2 separate regions of the Homo sapiens genome follow, and region 2 is linked to region 1. A link is an interaction called in ENCODE POLR2A ChIA-PET data of the cell type or tissue named here. Cell type or tissue: OCI-LY7. All regions are shown on one strand. Links, peaks and the distances in the headings refer to the core of each region. The heading gives the core; the rest is flanking DNA.

Region 1 (8,054 bases), core at 2,088-6,087:
AGATGTGAACTTTATTCAATAGGCAATAGGGAGATGGTGAAAGTGTTATTTTTTATTTTTTATTTTTTAAGGCAGGCAATAGGGAGATGGTGAAAGTGTTATTTTTTATTTTTTAAGGCAGAGTCTTGCTGTGTTGCCCAGGCTGGAGTGCAGTGGCATGGTCTTGGCTCACTGCAACCTCTGCCTCCTGAGTTCAAGTGATTCTCGTCCCTCAGCCTCCCAGGCAGCTGCGATTACAGGCATGTGCCACTACGTCCTGGTAATTTTTGTATTTTAGTAGAGATGGGATTGGCCATGCTGGTCTCAAACTCCTGACCTCAACTGATCCGCCTGCCTCAGCCTCCCAAAGTGCTGGGATTACAGGTGTGAGCCAGTGTGCCCAGCTGGAAGTGTTTTTATTTTCTATTTTTTTGAAACGGAGTCTTTCTCTGTCGCCCAGGCTGGAATGCAGTGGTGTGATCTCGGCTCACTGTAGCCTCTGCCTCCAGGGTTCCAGTGATTCTCCTGCCTTAGCCTCCTGGGTAGCTGGGATTACAGGCGTACGCCACCACACCCGGCAAATTTTTGTATTTTTTGTAGAGACGGGGTTTTGCCATGTTGGCCAGGCTGGTCTCGAACTCCTGACTTCAGGCAATCTGCCCGCCTTGGCCTCCCAAAGTGTTGGGATTACAGGCATGAGCCACCGCTCCCAGCCTGGAAATGTTTTTGTTAGGAGAATAAGAATGTTTGGTTTAGTTAAATGAGCGTTTGTTCGGTGCATACTCTGGGTCAGGCAAATGTGCACAGACTGGAGACTCAAAGAAGTCACTGTCTCTGCCCTCAGTGACAGTGGCACTGCTAGAGAGAGTGCTAGAGCCTTCAGTGACAGTGGCACCTGCTAGAGAGAGGTGACAGACAGTTGAGCTCTCAGTCTAGCAGGTGACAGACAGTTGAGCATACAATTTCAACATAACACAGTGATTCAGTGCACGTGGCATTCCAGTGCTGTGGAAGACAGAAATGGGAAATATAGCCTCATGTGCAGTCATGGAAGACCCTGGAGGAGGGAGGCCAAGTTGCTTCTTGAAAAATGAGGAGTTTACCGGGAGAATAGAGAGGGGTCTTCCAGGCCAAGGCACAGTGGGAGCAAATGCAGTGTGGTTTTAGGTAGGTGGTGAGAGGTAGACAGGGGAAGTAGGACTGTCTGTCACTCTCTCCTCCCGGTACCACTGCAGAAGCCTCCGGTTTCGCCCTTCGTCTGATGCATCTTCCATACAACAGCCAGACTGGGTTGCATCGGAAAAGCACATCTGGGTCAGGTGCAGTGGCTCATGCCTGTAATCCCAGCATTTTGGGAGGCCAAGGTGGGCGGATCACTTGAGGTCAGGAGTTCAAGACTAGCCTGGCCAATGTGGTGAAACCCCGTCTCTACTAAAAATACAAAAATAATTAGCCAGGTGTCGTGGCGCATACCTGTAATCCCAGCTACTCGGGAGGCTGAGGCAGGAGAATCGCTTGAACCCAGGAAGCAGAGGTTTCCATGAGCTGAGATCACACCATTGCACTCCAGCCTGGGCAACAGAGTGATATGTCTCAAAATAAATAAATAAATAAATAAAGTAAAAAAATAAAAAGCACATGTGATCCTGTGATTGCCAGATAAAGTCCCTGATAACCTCTCCCCACCTTGACCTTTATCTGCAACTCCCTGAGCCCACCCTTCTGCTCCTTTCTTTGGGTTTTTCCTCAGGCAGAGAGGACTCCTGTGCTGTGCACAAATGTGCCCTGCTCCCCTCCGCCCTCTTCATCTGGCTCACCCCTTCTCGACTGTCATGAAGGGTTTAGGGGTCGCTTCCTCCAAGGCGCTGTCCTTGATCGCCCTTTTGCCCACTCCATCAGGGAGCCCCACTCTCCTCCCACAGTTCTCCATGTCTGTGCCACTGCTGTCATCCATGGCTTTGTCATGATTTCTTCGTGTGTAAGGTTGCTCCTGCTATAAAATACGTGCTCCTGGAGGAACCGTGTCTGTTTTTTTATCTCTGAACCCTCGATGCCTTGCTTGAGTTAGTGAATGTGTGGAAGCACCTCTGTCTCGTCTGTCCAGGGATGCTGTCCTCTGTACTGCAGGAAACAGAGATCTTCTCTGAGTCAGCCACCACCCCACTTCCCAGTGTTCCAGGCCTTCCTGCTTCACCCCCGTCTAACAGAACGCCTCCTTTTGCCCTGCCTTGTTCTCATGCTCCCCTTCCTTGTTTTATCAGAGCCTCTGCCTTAGGCCACTATCATATGTGATTTCACAATAACTCTGCAAGGTAAAGATGTAGATATAGCACCCGTTTGTTGGATGAGTAAATAGACCCTTAGGAGAAGTATATTTCTTTTCTTTTTCTTTCTTTTTTTTTTTTAGAATTAAAAATTTTTTTAAAAAATAGAGACGAGGTCTCGCTATGTTGCCCAGGTTGGTCTCGAACTCCTGGGTGCAAGCGATCCTCCTGTCTCGGCCTCTCAAAGTGCTGGGATTATAGGAGTGAGCCACTGCACCCAGACGAGAAGTACATTTTCCGTATAAGTACCGTGCACTAACTGATTGCGCCACTGGAGCACCAAGAAGTGCATTTGCTAATGTCACACAGCTGGTAAGTGGTAGAGCTGGGATTTGGACACAAATCTTTGCTCCTAATTCATAGGCGCTACTGCTCCGTAAGACTTGGGTAAATCAGATGGTGCTTTGCTTGCTAACTAAACCAGGTGATGAATTGTTTTGTGTGGAATAGAATCCTTGATTTACTTGTTTTTATAACTTGGATTTTTCAGGTCGATTTGATGGGAATTACATTGATTATAAAACTGAGTGAATTTTTGGGTATGGGAATTATATCTCAAAGGAAAACAGAACAAAACCGAATCTCTCTACTTTAGCTGGTTGTTCTAAATACTGTTAAACTTGAGTGTCATCTATGTCACTAGCTGGTTCTTCTGTGAAGATAGGTTTTAGTATTTGGAAAGCATGGAACGGGAGTTTTTCAGCTTCTTACACCAAGAAAGAAACATGAATTATCTTATGGGACAAACCTAGTAATAGGCAAATGACTACTGCGATTAAATGACTAAATGGCAGAAAATATTTTTCTAGGACTGCTGGGTGTGGCAGGAATGTACTTGTCATCTTTTAAAAAAAAATCATTATTCATTTGTTATTTTTAGCATTAGGCTTCATCCCTCTCCCTCCCACTTTACTACAGGAGACCATAACCTTTCTGAGTTCATTAAATCAGTAAAGCTGTGTTAGCAATAAAGAGGAAAATTTTGCATTGAATTTGTGCCAATGTTTAAAAATGGGAGTGTTCCCCTGTAATTTTGTTATTAGTAACTTCCTTTCACAATGAAAGATAATGAAAACCTTCTCAGAGTGAGTTTTTTTCAGTCTTGTCTTTTTTATGTTTTGAGCATGGGCATTAAAAGAAACAAAAGCTCAATCTATATAGAAGTTATGTTTTTTACTTTTTTTTTTTTGACAGGGTCTCACTCTGTTGCCCAGGCTGGAGTGTGCAGTGGCCCTGTCTCGGCTCACTGCAGCCTCAACCTCCTGGGCTCAAGCTATCCTCCCACCTCTGCCTCCCACATAGATGGGGCTACAGGTGTGCACCAACCACACCTGGCTGAGTTTTGTGTTTTTTTATAGAGACGGGGTTTCACCACGTTGACCAGGCTGCAAGTGTTTTTTTTTTTCTTTTTATATCATATCTTGATGTTTATCTTTAAATAATAAGGAAACATCTAGAAACTTATCAGTATTTAAAGAATTTAGGAAAAGGGGGTGGGATGTCTTGGATTAAAAGGAACTGATTTTAGGCATTCTAGTTTTTGATGTTAGAAAAAAATATCTCCAGAAACACCTTGATAAATGTGGTCAGGTAATACATTACTATTTTGGTGATTATTATCATTGAACTGTACTGAATCTCTAAACTAACATACATAATAGCTAAAAGATTGTCTTTTTTTCCTTTACCCTTTAAAATATGTATCTTTGTCTTTCTTTTATGTCACCTTCTGAAGAATTGTTATAAAATGTTTTTCTTTCAAGTTAACATTACTTTAAATTTGGGCTGGCTTTGAATGTCAAGGCTGGTAGGATATTGAAATGTAAAGTGTTCAATATGAATAGGGCCACTGAGTGAGAGTGTGGTAGTCTTACCTCCTTCTCTGTAGAATACCTGGGGGTATATGGGCAGACATAAAGTGGACAGGTAAAAATGTAAATGAAAGTTGCTAAGGTCACTATGAGGATAGTGCACAGGTATCTTCCTATGAGTCAGAAGACCTGGGAATCAGGGGCCCCGTTATAGCTACTTGAGAGGGTCCCTGTCCCCTACATGTTGTTCACATCAGAATCGGCTTTGGGTCTGCTAGTCTGGTAGGGTGAGCTTTTTACATGACTGGTCAAATTGCTTCTCTTCTGGACTTAAGTCTCAACTGCTGAGAAATGAAGGTATGGTAATACCAAGTCCCTTGCAATTTCATTGTGAATGTTAACAGCCTTTCTAAATACTATAAGGTCTGTTGTGAGCCTTTGGGTCCAGCACTTGTACCTCTTCTTCCCTCTAAGGAACCCGAGCTTCTGAATCAGGGGCCTCACCGTACTTTTACTTGAATACTCTTTCAAGTTCCTCTCTACAACTTTGCTGAGTCTGTGGAAAGAAAAGTCAAATATTTCATATTGATTATTTAACCACAGATCTTCATTTAAGCTCTGGAACTGATTCTTTCTATAAAGAACCATGACCTTAAAAATAAGATGACTATGATCTTTCAATATGGAATAGATACGTGAGTAAAGATGGCTTACTCTGCCACAAAGATCTATAGGGATGAAGGCTGTATATAAGTCAGGGGTCTCCAGAGAAACAGAAACAGTAGGATGTGTGTATACCTGAAGAGGTGTGTGTGTATGTGTTTGTGTAGGGAGAGAATGAGAGAAATTTATTATAAGAAATAGGCTCATGCAGTTATGGAGAAGAGCAAGTCCCAAGATCTGCAGGGTAAGTCAGTAAGCTGGAGACCTGGGAGAGACAATGGTATAGTTCCAGTCTGAGTCTAAGGCATGAGAATGAAGACAGCTGATGGTGTAGTTCTAGGCTGAAGACTGGTAGGCTCAAGATTGAGGAAGAGCCCATGTTTTGTTCAAGTCCAAAGCCAAGGGGGAAAAAAAGCCAGTGTCCCAGTTTGAAGGCTGTCAGGCAGGAGGAGTTCTCTCTTACTTGAGGGGGTGTCAGCCTTTTTGTCCTCTTCAGGTGGTCAACAGATTGGATGAGGCCCACCCACATTAGGGAAGGCAATCCGCATTACTCAGTCTACCCATTTAAATGTTAATATCTCCCAGAACATCCTTGGAGACACACCCAGAATAATGTTTGACTAAATACCTGGTCACCCCGTGGCCCAATCAAGTTGGTACATAATATTAACCATTACGCGGGTGGATCGCTTTGAACTCAGGAGTTTGAGACCAGCCTGGGCAACATAGTAAAACCCTGTCTCTACAAAAAAAATGCAAAAATTAGCCAAGCATGGTGGCATGCACTTGTGGTCTTGAGAGGCTGAGTTGGGAGGATCACTTGAGCGCAGGAAGCAGAGGTTGCAGTGAGCCAACAATGTACCACTGCATCCCCAGCTGGGGTATCAGAGTGAGACCATGTCTCAAAACAAAAACAAAAACAAACAAACAAACAAAAAATCACTCCAGTCAGGATAAGGTTAAGAAGGATAAGGAACATTGTTGAAATAGAGAAGTCATAAGGTTACTTTTCCTTTGCATTTTCTACTAAATTAAATTTTAAATGAACTTTACAGTGTACAGTTTATTGAGATACTGGTTGTCTTGAAACTTAATAAGATACAATCAAGACAACAAACGTCTTGATTTTTATAAGGTCTCCTTTGGGCTATTGGGGTGTCCCAGCCCTGTTGACTTTCCAACAAACCTAAGCATCTGGGTCCATGTTCTCCCTCTGAATTCACCTGTATTTTGTCCCAAGATTTGGGTGGAGAGGTCTATGAGTGCTGAAGATTATTAAAGTGTTTCTGATAAAACTTTATGATTCCCTGTGTATCCCTGTGTGCTCATTCCCGATCTGAGCCGGGGTATCGGGTCTCACTCTGATAACCCCAGCTGGGGATGCAGTGGCACATTGTTGGCTCACTGCAACCTCTGCTTCCTGTGCTCAAGTGATCCTCCCAACTCAGCCTCTCAAGACCACAAGTGCATGCCACCATGCTTGGCTAATTTTTGCATTTTTTTGTAGAGACAGGGTTTCACCATGTTGCCCAGGCTGGTCTCAAACTGTCTTTACCTCTCAGTACTGCTTTGATGTGTAGTCACATAAGTACATTAAATAGTGCTGTTAAAAATACTTTTAAAACTACAGGATTCAGTGCAAATACAAGAGATTGTCTTCTTCCCCAACCTGTGGTGATTGGCATAGACCTGAATTTTATTTTATTTTGTCTTTTTTTTTTTTTTTCTGAGATGGAGTCTCACTCTGTTGCCCAGGCTGGAGTGCAGTGGTGCGATCTCAGCTCACTGCAGCCTCCACCTCCGGGGTTCAAGCAATTCTCCTGCCTCAGCTTCCTGAGTAGCTGGGATTACAGGCGTGTGCCACCACACCTGGCTAATGTTTTTTTTTTTTTGTATTTTTAGTAGAGATGGGGTTTCACCATGTTGGTCAGGCTGGTCTTGAACTCCTGACCTCCAATGATCTGCCCGCATCGGCCTCCCGAAGTGCTGGGATTACAGACGTGAGCCATCACTCCCGGCCTTTTTTGTCTTTTTAATCCACCATGGATTGCATGGGCATCTTTACCTTCTGGTATCCAGTGACTCATTCATTTTCTTTTTCTTTCCTTTTTTTCTTTTTGGAGACAGTCTCGCTCTGTCACCCAGGCTGGACTGCAATGGCGTGATCTCAATTCACTGCAGCCTCCACCTCTTGGGTTCAAGAGATCCTCCCACCTCAGCCTCTCAAGTAGCTGGGACTACAGGCATGCACCACCATGCCTGGCTAATTTCTGTATTTTTTGTAGAGACAGGATTTCGCCATGTTGCCCAGGCTGGTCTCAAACTCCTGGGCTCAAGCAGTCTGCCCACCTCGGCCTCTCCAAGTGCTGGGATTACAGGCATGAGCCACTGTGCCTTGCCGACTCATTCATTTTCTTTCCTCTTATATCTTCACCCTCCATACAACCTTCAGAAAATATCTGATAAACTGTTTTACAGTGAGGCATAAATGAGTGTGATAAACTTTAATGCATTATCCAATCTAGAAATATCTACATATTATTAGAAGACAAAGGAATCCATCTATAATTGTGGACTTTCAGGAATCATCTGGAGAGAAGATGTTTGGGAAACAGAACTGAGATGATAGTTTTTACTGAACCTTAAGTAAGGTGTCAGTTTGTGCCCATCCATCACTCTGAAATCTGGAATTCTCTAATATGGCAGGACCAGGAAGAGACTTGCAGTTTCAATTTGAACTGTCTTGTTAGCGTAGAACAGGAGTCATCAGTAATAAGGCCATGCACCAGAATCCCAGAAGGTGCTCATGAAATGTAAACTTTCCTAGGCCTCAGACCTAATGGATAAAATCTTCAGGCGTAGGACCTGGGCATCTGCATTTTTAAAAGCCAACAGGTCATTCTGTCCATTCAAGGCTGATACCAGTAGGCCACCACGTTGCTAATAGGGGTATACAGGATCTTGAGTGAGGTTAAATTCTTTATGGATGTTGACATTGTTTCAATGCACCTTGGAATGTCACTGTTTTGCTGACAAATGATGATGATTAAGAAATTCTTTGTTTAGATCTTGTGACTGTTTTTCTTTCATGCAGAAAAGTTGTGCAGCGACCAACCTAAGAAATAGCTACAGAGAACTTGGAAAAGGTCTGGGGAATGCCCAGAATTTGTAATACTTGTCTATGGGGAGAGACTGGAGGGGGCAGAGTGTCCAGTGTTGGAAATCCTTCAAAGTATTATTTATCCAGAATGAAGGATTCACCTAGAAAGCTTGGTGT
Region 2 (8,054 bases), core at 1,847-5,846, 450 kb before region 1:
AAAATAATAGATATGCATTTAATAGTGCGGTTCCTTGGGAGATACGAGGGAGGTGTTTGGGATGGAGGGTGATAGGATTTGGGAGGCACATAAATGTTAAGTGGGTAGCAGAACAAATTAACAGAAGACCTGAGACTGCTATCCTTAGAAAGCCTTGCTCTCAAGGTTGGATCTTGGCTGGTGTCTGGGAAATTGAATTTTGGGAGGATTTCCACCATTGCCTAATAAGAGTATCTCACTGTGCCTGAACTATTTGTACAGGCACTGTGGTGGATGCCGAACATCTGTTCTGAGAGTCTTGAATTTTTATGTAGAAGGCAGGGGGTGCTATGTGACCAGCCCCGTCTAAAAACCATGGGTACTGAATTTCTAATGAGCTTCCCTGATAGGCAACATTTCACACATGTTTTTAAAACTCGGCATTGAGGGAATTAGGTGCATTCCCTGTAACTCCGCTGGGAGAGGAATTTTGGAAGTGTGTGCCTGGATTCCTCCAAACTTTGCCTGTGTGCCTTTTCCCTTGCTGATTTGGCTCTGTATCCTTTCACTGTTATCAATCTTAGCTGTGAATACAGCCAAGTGCTCAGTTGCTGAGTCCTGCGAGTCCTCCTAGTGAAGACTGTATTGAACGTAAGGGGTGGATCTTAGGGATCCCCTTCAAGTGGGTTTTATAGGTGTTCTTTTAAACATTTTTTTGGGCACGGTGGCTCATGCCTGTAATCCTAGCACTTTGGGAGGCCAAGGTGGGTGGATCACCTGAGGTCAGGAGTTCGAGACCAGCCTGGCCAACATAGTGAAACCCCGTCTCCACTAAAAATACAAAAATTAGTCGGGCGTGATGGTGGGCTCCTGTAATCCCAGCTACTTGGGAGGCTGAGGCAGGAGAATCGTTTGAACCCGGGAGGCAGAGGTTGCAGTGAGCCGAGATTGTACCACTGCACTCCAGCCTGGGTGATAAAATGAGACCCCATCTCAAAAAAAAAAAAAAATACCTATTATATCTGGTAAATTCTTTATTGTATGTATTTACCAGTTAACCAAAAGGAAGACAAAAGGAAAAATGAATAGGAGGTACCCAAATAAAGACAGGATATAGTTGTATAGAAATGTAGTCCAGTAGAATGTGGACATAGCAACGGCTGCTAAAGGCAGATCTGTTGCCTTCACCACCATCTGCACCACCAGCATCTGCACATTCCTACAATGGCTAAAACAGCAATAGGGGAAAGAAAATAAGGACATGACCTGTATGATATAGTGGAATTCTCATTAAACACAGCAGGGGCTTTAACTGGAATTAAGAGTAAGATGAGGTCTAGCCTACAAAGCAAACTAAAGAAGCTGTCCATCTTATCAGTGATCTGCTTTTATTTACATTTTTTTAAGAGACAGAGTCTTGCTCTGTTGCCCAAGCTGGAATGCAGTGGCATGATCATAGCTCACTGCGGCATCTAACTCCTGGGCTCAAATAATCCTTCTGCTTCAGCCTCTTGAGTAGCTAGGATGACAGACGTTTGCCACCATGTCTAGCTAATTTTTTTTAATGTTTTGTAGAGACAGGGTCTCACTATGTGGTCCAGGCTGGTTGCAAACTCTTGGCCTGAAGTGATCCTCCCACCTCAGCCTCTCAATGCGCTAGAATTATAGGTGTGAACCACCAGGTGTGGCCCTGCTCTTGTTTTTACCTGGAATCTTGCAACATCAACATCTATACTTAATTGAAATGAAAGTGAAGCAAATCAGGCTGGGCACAGTGGCTCACGCCTGTAATCCCAGCACTTTGGGAGGCCGAGGTGGGCAGATCACTTGAGGTCAGGAGTTCAAGACTAGCCTGGCTAACATGATGAAACCCCCATCTCTACTAAAAATACAAAAATTAGCCAAGCATGTTGGCACACACCTGTAATTCCAGCTACTCAGAAGGCACAGGCAGGAGCGTCTCTTGAACCCGGGAGGCAGAGGTTGCTGTGAGCCGAGATCGGGCCACTGCACTCCAGCCTGGGTGACAGAGCGAGACTCCATCTAAAAAAAAAAAAAAAAAAAGAAAGAAAGTGAAGCAAATCAACAAATGTGCCTTTGGCCAGGCTTTTAAGCTGATTTTAAGGCCACCACCTCCATTCTGGGAAGCCCGTTGAACTTTAGCTTGTACTAAGGAGAAAGACCTGTCCCTGAAGGAGATCCAGAAGAAACTGGAGGCTGCAGAGGAAAGAAGGAAGTCTGAGGAGGTCCAGGTGCTGAAGCCATTGGCAGAGAGGAGGGAATACAAGCAAGAAGTCTTTGAGAAGGCTTTGGAAAACGACACCTTCAGCAGAATCGTGGAGGAAAAGCTGATCCTGAAAGTGGAAAAAATTAAGGAAAATGAGGAGGCTAATCTAGCTGCTACTATGTCTGAAGGAAAAGGAGGCACGCCGCGGAGGTGCGCAGGAACAAGGACGCGCAGACTCAACAGTCTGGCTGAAGTGGAGGAGGGTACGGCATGCTGCACCATCAGTAAACCCACTGCCCATATTATAATGAGTCACGCAGTATCGGTATGGGAAATGTATGACATAGTTTACAAAGGACTCATTAACAAAGCAGAATTAAAATTAAAAAAAAAAAATGTGGAGCCGGATGCAGTGACTCACACCTGTAATCCCAGCACTTTGCGAGGCCAAGGTAGGCGGATCATTTGAGGTCAGGAGTTCGAGACCAGCCTGGACAACATGGCGAAAACCCGTATCTACTATAAATACAAAAATTAGCCAGTCATAGTGGTGCACACCTGTAATCCTAGCTACCCAGGAGGCTGAAGCACAAGAATCACTTGAACCCAGAAGGCAGAGTATCGGTGAGCAGAGATCATGCCACCGCACTCCAACCTCAGCAACAGAGCAAGACTATCTCAAACAAACAAACAAACAAAAAAAAAAAACAAAAAAACAAGGCCGGGAGCGGTGGCTCACACCTGTAATCCCAGCACTTTGGGAGGCTGAGGCAGGCGAATCATGAGGTCAAGAGATCGAGGCCATCCTGGCCAACATGTGAAACCCCGTCTCTCCTAAAAATACAGAAATTAGCTGGGCATGATGGCACGCACCTGTAGTCCCAGCTACTTGGGAGATTGAGGCAGGAGAATCGCCTGAATTCGGGAGGCAGAGGTTGCAGTGAGCTGAGATCACGCCACTGCATTAAAGCCTGGGTGATAAGAGCAAAACTCTGTTTCAAAAATAATAATAATAAACGCTGGGCATGGTGGCTCACGCCTGTAATCCCAGCACTTTGGGAAGGTGAGGCGGGTGATCACGAGGTCAGGAGATCGAGACCATCCTGGCTAACACGGTGAAACCCCGTCTTTACTAAAAATACAAAAAATATTAGCCAGGCATGGTGGCGGGTGCCTGTAGTCCCAGCTACTTGGGAGGCTGAGGCAGGAGAATGGCGTGAACCCGGGAGGCGGAGCTTGCAGTGAGCAGAGATTGTGCCACTGCCCTCCAGCCTAGGTGATAGAGCAAGACTCCATCTCAAAATAATAATAATAATAATAATAATAATAATAATAATAATAATAAAACCACCAACCATAGCACTTCTGCTTCTACTAGATTATGTGCAACCAGTGTGCTTTGGCTTTAGAAAGGGATGGACAAAAAGACTGATCTAAGATCAGTCTGGGTAGAAGCAAAGAGGTGAACCTTAAAAGTGCTGAACACAAATCCAAATCTTAATGTTTCAAGCATCTGTGAAATTGCTCTTTATCAACTGGGCTGAATTCTCTTGTTTACATTCTTCTGATGGAATGAATTACTTATGGTGTCAGGTAGCTTATTTGTGGATTCCATGATTGATGATGTTCATTTTAAGTTCTTACCAATAGTACAAGTACATGATGCGACTGAATATTTTCCCACTTTGAAACTGTGAGCTGGTTGTTGCATTAAATACACACACAAACAAGATAAAAAACACTGCAGACTTTTACTCAAGCTGGTCTTTCTTCCCCAGTGTGAAGCAGTCCTGCCTTTTAACCCTTTTCCCGTTTAGAGAAAAAAGTGCAGCTCGCTGCCAGTCCTCATTTAATTTTACATAAACATGCTCTTTGAGGTTGGAGCAAATCTAACTGATGTTCAATGTAAAAATAAAATATAAAAACTGTTCTTGGAGTTATTTCTAAGCAGAACTAACATTAGAATTGTCTGAATCATCAGAATCATCTATTTCAGAAAAATCGGATTCACTAAATGAATCTTTGTCCAACAACTGTTCCAGAGATGTGAACCTCACTCCTAGGAATGCTATGTTTTCTAGGATTTGACATTTTCAGTGATGGCCAATTATTATATTTTGTAAATGGAAATACCACTACTAAAAACAGAATGCTATAAATAGAATGATGTCTTTTGTTTCCAAAGAATGATGTGAAAATAATAAAAATGAGGTATTTCCTGGCAAAGTTATCTCAGGATAAATGCTGAAGCAACAAGCACTGCCAGTGAGTATTCTCGGAGCAAACAGGAAAAGTGTTGAAAAAAATTATCTGTGAGGGCTGAGCCGTTAAGGGGCTGGGCAGAATATCATGCCAACTAAGGGAATTACCAGTTACCCACTAAAAGTACCCAACTCCCAACTCCTGAAGGTAGCCACCTGCGTATTTACTCTTAGTGCAATTTTCCTGTATGTTCTTGTGAGCAAGCTGTGATTAATAGAGAATTGAAGTTCTGTGAACAACAACAACAAAAAGAAATAGTATAGCAATGTCTAAAATCAAACCAAAGAAAATCACATGAAGAGAACTGGAAATGAACAGGGGAATGAGAAGGAATGGTGAAACCAGAGAAGAACAGTAGTCCCCTGTTATTCACAGGGGATACTTTCCAAGACCCCCAGTGGATGCCTCAAACCTCAGATAGCACCTATATATGCTACATTTTCTCCCTATACATACATACCTATGATAAATTATAATTTATAGGCCAGACGCGGTGGCTCACACCTATAATCCCAACACTTTGGGAGGCCGAGGCAGGTGGATCACCTGAGGTCAGGAGTTCAAGACCAGTCTGACCAACATGGAGAAACCCCATCTCTACTAAAAATACAAAAAACTAGCCAGGCATGGTGGTGCATGCCTGTAACCCCAGCTACTCGGGAGGCTGAGGCAGGAGAATTGCTTGAACCCGGGAGGCAGAGGTGGCAGTGAGCCAAGATTGCACCATTGCACTCCTAGCCTGGGCAACAAGAGAGAAACTTCATCTCAAAAAACAAAATAAACAAAACAAAACAAAACAAAACAAAAGGTTTCCTTGAACACAAGCACTGCAATACCTTGACAGCCAATCTGTTAACCGAGACAGCTACTTAAGTTGACTGAAAGGCAGGTAGCCTATACAGTGTGGATAGCTGGACAAACGGATGATCACTGTGGTGGGTGTGGCAGGGCAGAGTTGGAGGGCATGAGATTTCATTATACTACAACACAGTAACGCACAATTTAAAACTTGTGAATTATTTCTGGAATTTTCCATTTAGTATTTTCTGACTCCAGTTGATGGCAGGTAAGTGAAACTGCAGATAAAGGGGAGACTACTGTAGTCAGAAGTGGCAATGGTTGTGGTCTCCATGAGATGGTCCTCTTGGTTCCCAGCCCCATCCTCCTTCCCTGTACCTGCTTGTGTGCCTGTTGATTTTGTGTATTGTAAGGATTGAGGCACATTTTTTTCCTTATATGGAGAGCTGTTTTTTCTATTTCCATTTACTGAAGACTATCCTTTCCCCATTGAATTACCTTATTACCTTTGTAGAAAATAAATTAACTACACATGTATGGCTATATCTATATTTATGGGATATATTTCTGGCTGTATCTGTTTCTGGATTTTCCAATCTCCTACATTGATATATAGGTTTGTTCATGCTGTAATACCACATTGTCCTGATGCTTTACCTTTATAATAATCTGTTAGATCAGGTAGTAAAATCCTCTGAATTTTGTTTAAAATTGTTTTAGATATTCTAAATCCTTTTCATTTTCATATAAACTTTGGAATCAGCCAATCAATTACTAGGGGAAAGGAACTGCTTTTTTTAAAGATTGCATTGAAACTTTAAGTCATTTTGGAAAAAACTGACATCTTAACAATACTGATTCTTCATTCTATGAATGTGATTATTATTTTGATTATAATTCAAAACTACCAGGCATAGTGGCTCATGCCTGTAATCCCAGCACTTTGGGAGGCCAAGGAGGGAGGATTGCTTGAGCTCAAGAGTTTGAGAACAGCCTAGGCCACATAGTGAAACCCCGTCTCAACAAAACATCAAAAAATTAGCTGGGCATGGTGATGTGTGCCTGTAGTTCCAGCTACTCAGGAGGCTAAGATGGGAGGATCGCTTGAGCCCAGGAGGTCAAGGCTGCAGTGAGCCAAGATTGTGCCACTGCACTCCAGCCTGGGCAACAGAGTGAGACCCTGTCTCAAAACAAAAACAAAAACAAAAACCACTTTTATTTCTTACATTGTTTCTGCTTTGGCCACTGGGAGCACTTTCAGTTGGCGCCTGTGTTGCTTTGACGTACCCTTCATTGCGTGCTGATATGTGTGTTTAGCACCTCGTTGTTTTTCTGGCACTACAAGATGTTCCAGGTTCATCTTATATATTCTGTGTCCCAGTCCTAGAATCGGTCATTTCTCCAAGGAAACCTGGTTTCTTTCACTGGACGGTAGTTTTAGAAACCAAGATCTGGGCATTAGGTGTGCTTATTGAGTATACTGGGGTATCTTTGCTTCTAGGTCATCTTAAGGAAATAGACCCTTGGAAGGAAATATACATATTACTGTATTCCTTCACTTGCTTATGTGTAAACTCCCGCTCCACCAGTGAGAAACCTGGCTACCCTCATCCTCCATTTACTTAATTTTCCAAAGTAATTGAATTTTTGAAGTAATTTGGATATTTTATTCCTTAGCTCTAGAAGTTTCATTTTATTCTTTTGTGTGTGTGTGTGTGTGTGTGTGTGTGTGTGTGTGACAAGAGTCTCACTGTCACCCAGGCTGGAGTGCAGTAGTGCAATCATAGCTCACTGTAGCCTTGACCTTCTGGGCTCAAGTGATCTTCCCTTCTCAGCCTCCTGGGTAGCTGGGACTACAGGTGTGTGCCACCACGCCCAGCAAATATTTTTACTTTTTGTGGAGATGGGGTCTCATTGTGTTGCTCAGGCTGGTCTCAAACTCCTGGGCTCAAGTGATCCTCCCACCTCGGCCTCCCAAAGTGTTGGGATTACAAGCATGAGCCACTGCACCCAGCTCTTGCTCTTTTTTATAGTTTCCATTCATTCCTCTTCATTATTTTCAGGTTTTTCTTTAAATCCATGTATGTATTTAGAATAGCTGTTATAATTATGCCTGTCATTTCTGGGCTTGTTTCTTTCTTTCTTTCTTTCTTTTTTTTTTTTTGAGACAGGATCTTGTTATGTTGCCCAGGCTTGGGCTTGTTTCTGTTGATTTATATTTCTCCCACTTCGTGTCACTGTGAAGTGAAGGGCTGACTTACTTAAGTTTTGGGTGTTCAAACCTTACGCATTCTGGCTGGGCATGATGTCTCACGCCTGTAACCCCAGCACTTCGGGAGGCCGACGTGGGCAGATCACTTGAGGTCAGGAGTTCGAGACCAGCCTGGCTAACATGGTGAAACCTCATCTCTACTAAAAGTACAAAAATTAGCTGGGCATGTTGGCGGGTGCCTGTAATCCTAGCTACTCGGGATGCTGAGGCAGGAGATTTGCTTGAACCCAGGAGGTGCAGGTTGCAGTGAGCTGAGATTACACCACTGCACTCCAGCCTGGGCAACAGAGCAAGACTCCAACTCAAAAACAAACAAACAAAAAAACCTTGCACATTCCAAAGAAAGTTCTGGCCCTTGATGGGATCCTGGAGGATGACTTCTAAGCCCTTGAAATATGCAAAGCCCTTTACCTAGGGCTTTGGGGCAACCCAGGCATTGTTAGCATTGTTAATAATATAATTTATAGTGGGTGCCTTAGGCCAGGCTTTTAAAGTCTGACCTTTGGAGGGGCTAGA

Evidence for each region. Peaks named below come from ENCODE experiments on the same cell type or tissue, not always from the same donor. Only the 100,000 strongest peaks of a DNase experiment are listed, where the experiment ranks them.
Region 2: POLR2A ChIA-PET joins it to region 1 with 7 read pairs; 4 of 35 experiments call an interaction of 5 or more read pairs at or near these places.

What each region holds. Positions count from the first base shown.
Region 1 is chr6:155,155,081-155,163,134 of GRCh38, forward strand. All of the region lies in intron 7 of TIAM2 (TIAM Rac1 associated GEF 2), which reads left to right. Among named protein-coding and RNA genes, the nearest start is that of CLDN20, 100 kb to the right of the region's middle. RefSeq lists an enhancer at 4,514-4,683. In OCI-LY7, for the core only: no CTCF peak of the experiment used is centred there; a DNase peak (open chromatin) is centred at 3,611.
Region 2 is chr6:154,705,341-154,713,394 of GRCh38, forward strand. It overlaps the pseudogene LOC646274. Among named protein-coding and RNA genes, the nearest start is that of SCAF8, 24 kb to the right of the region's middle. RefSeq lists an enhancer at 1,861-3,060 and a silencer at 6,919-7,135. In OCI-LY7, for the core only: no CTCF peak of the experiment used is centred there; no DNase peak of the experiment used is centred there.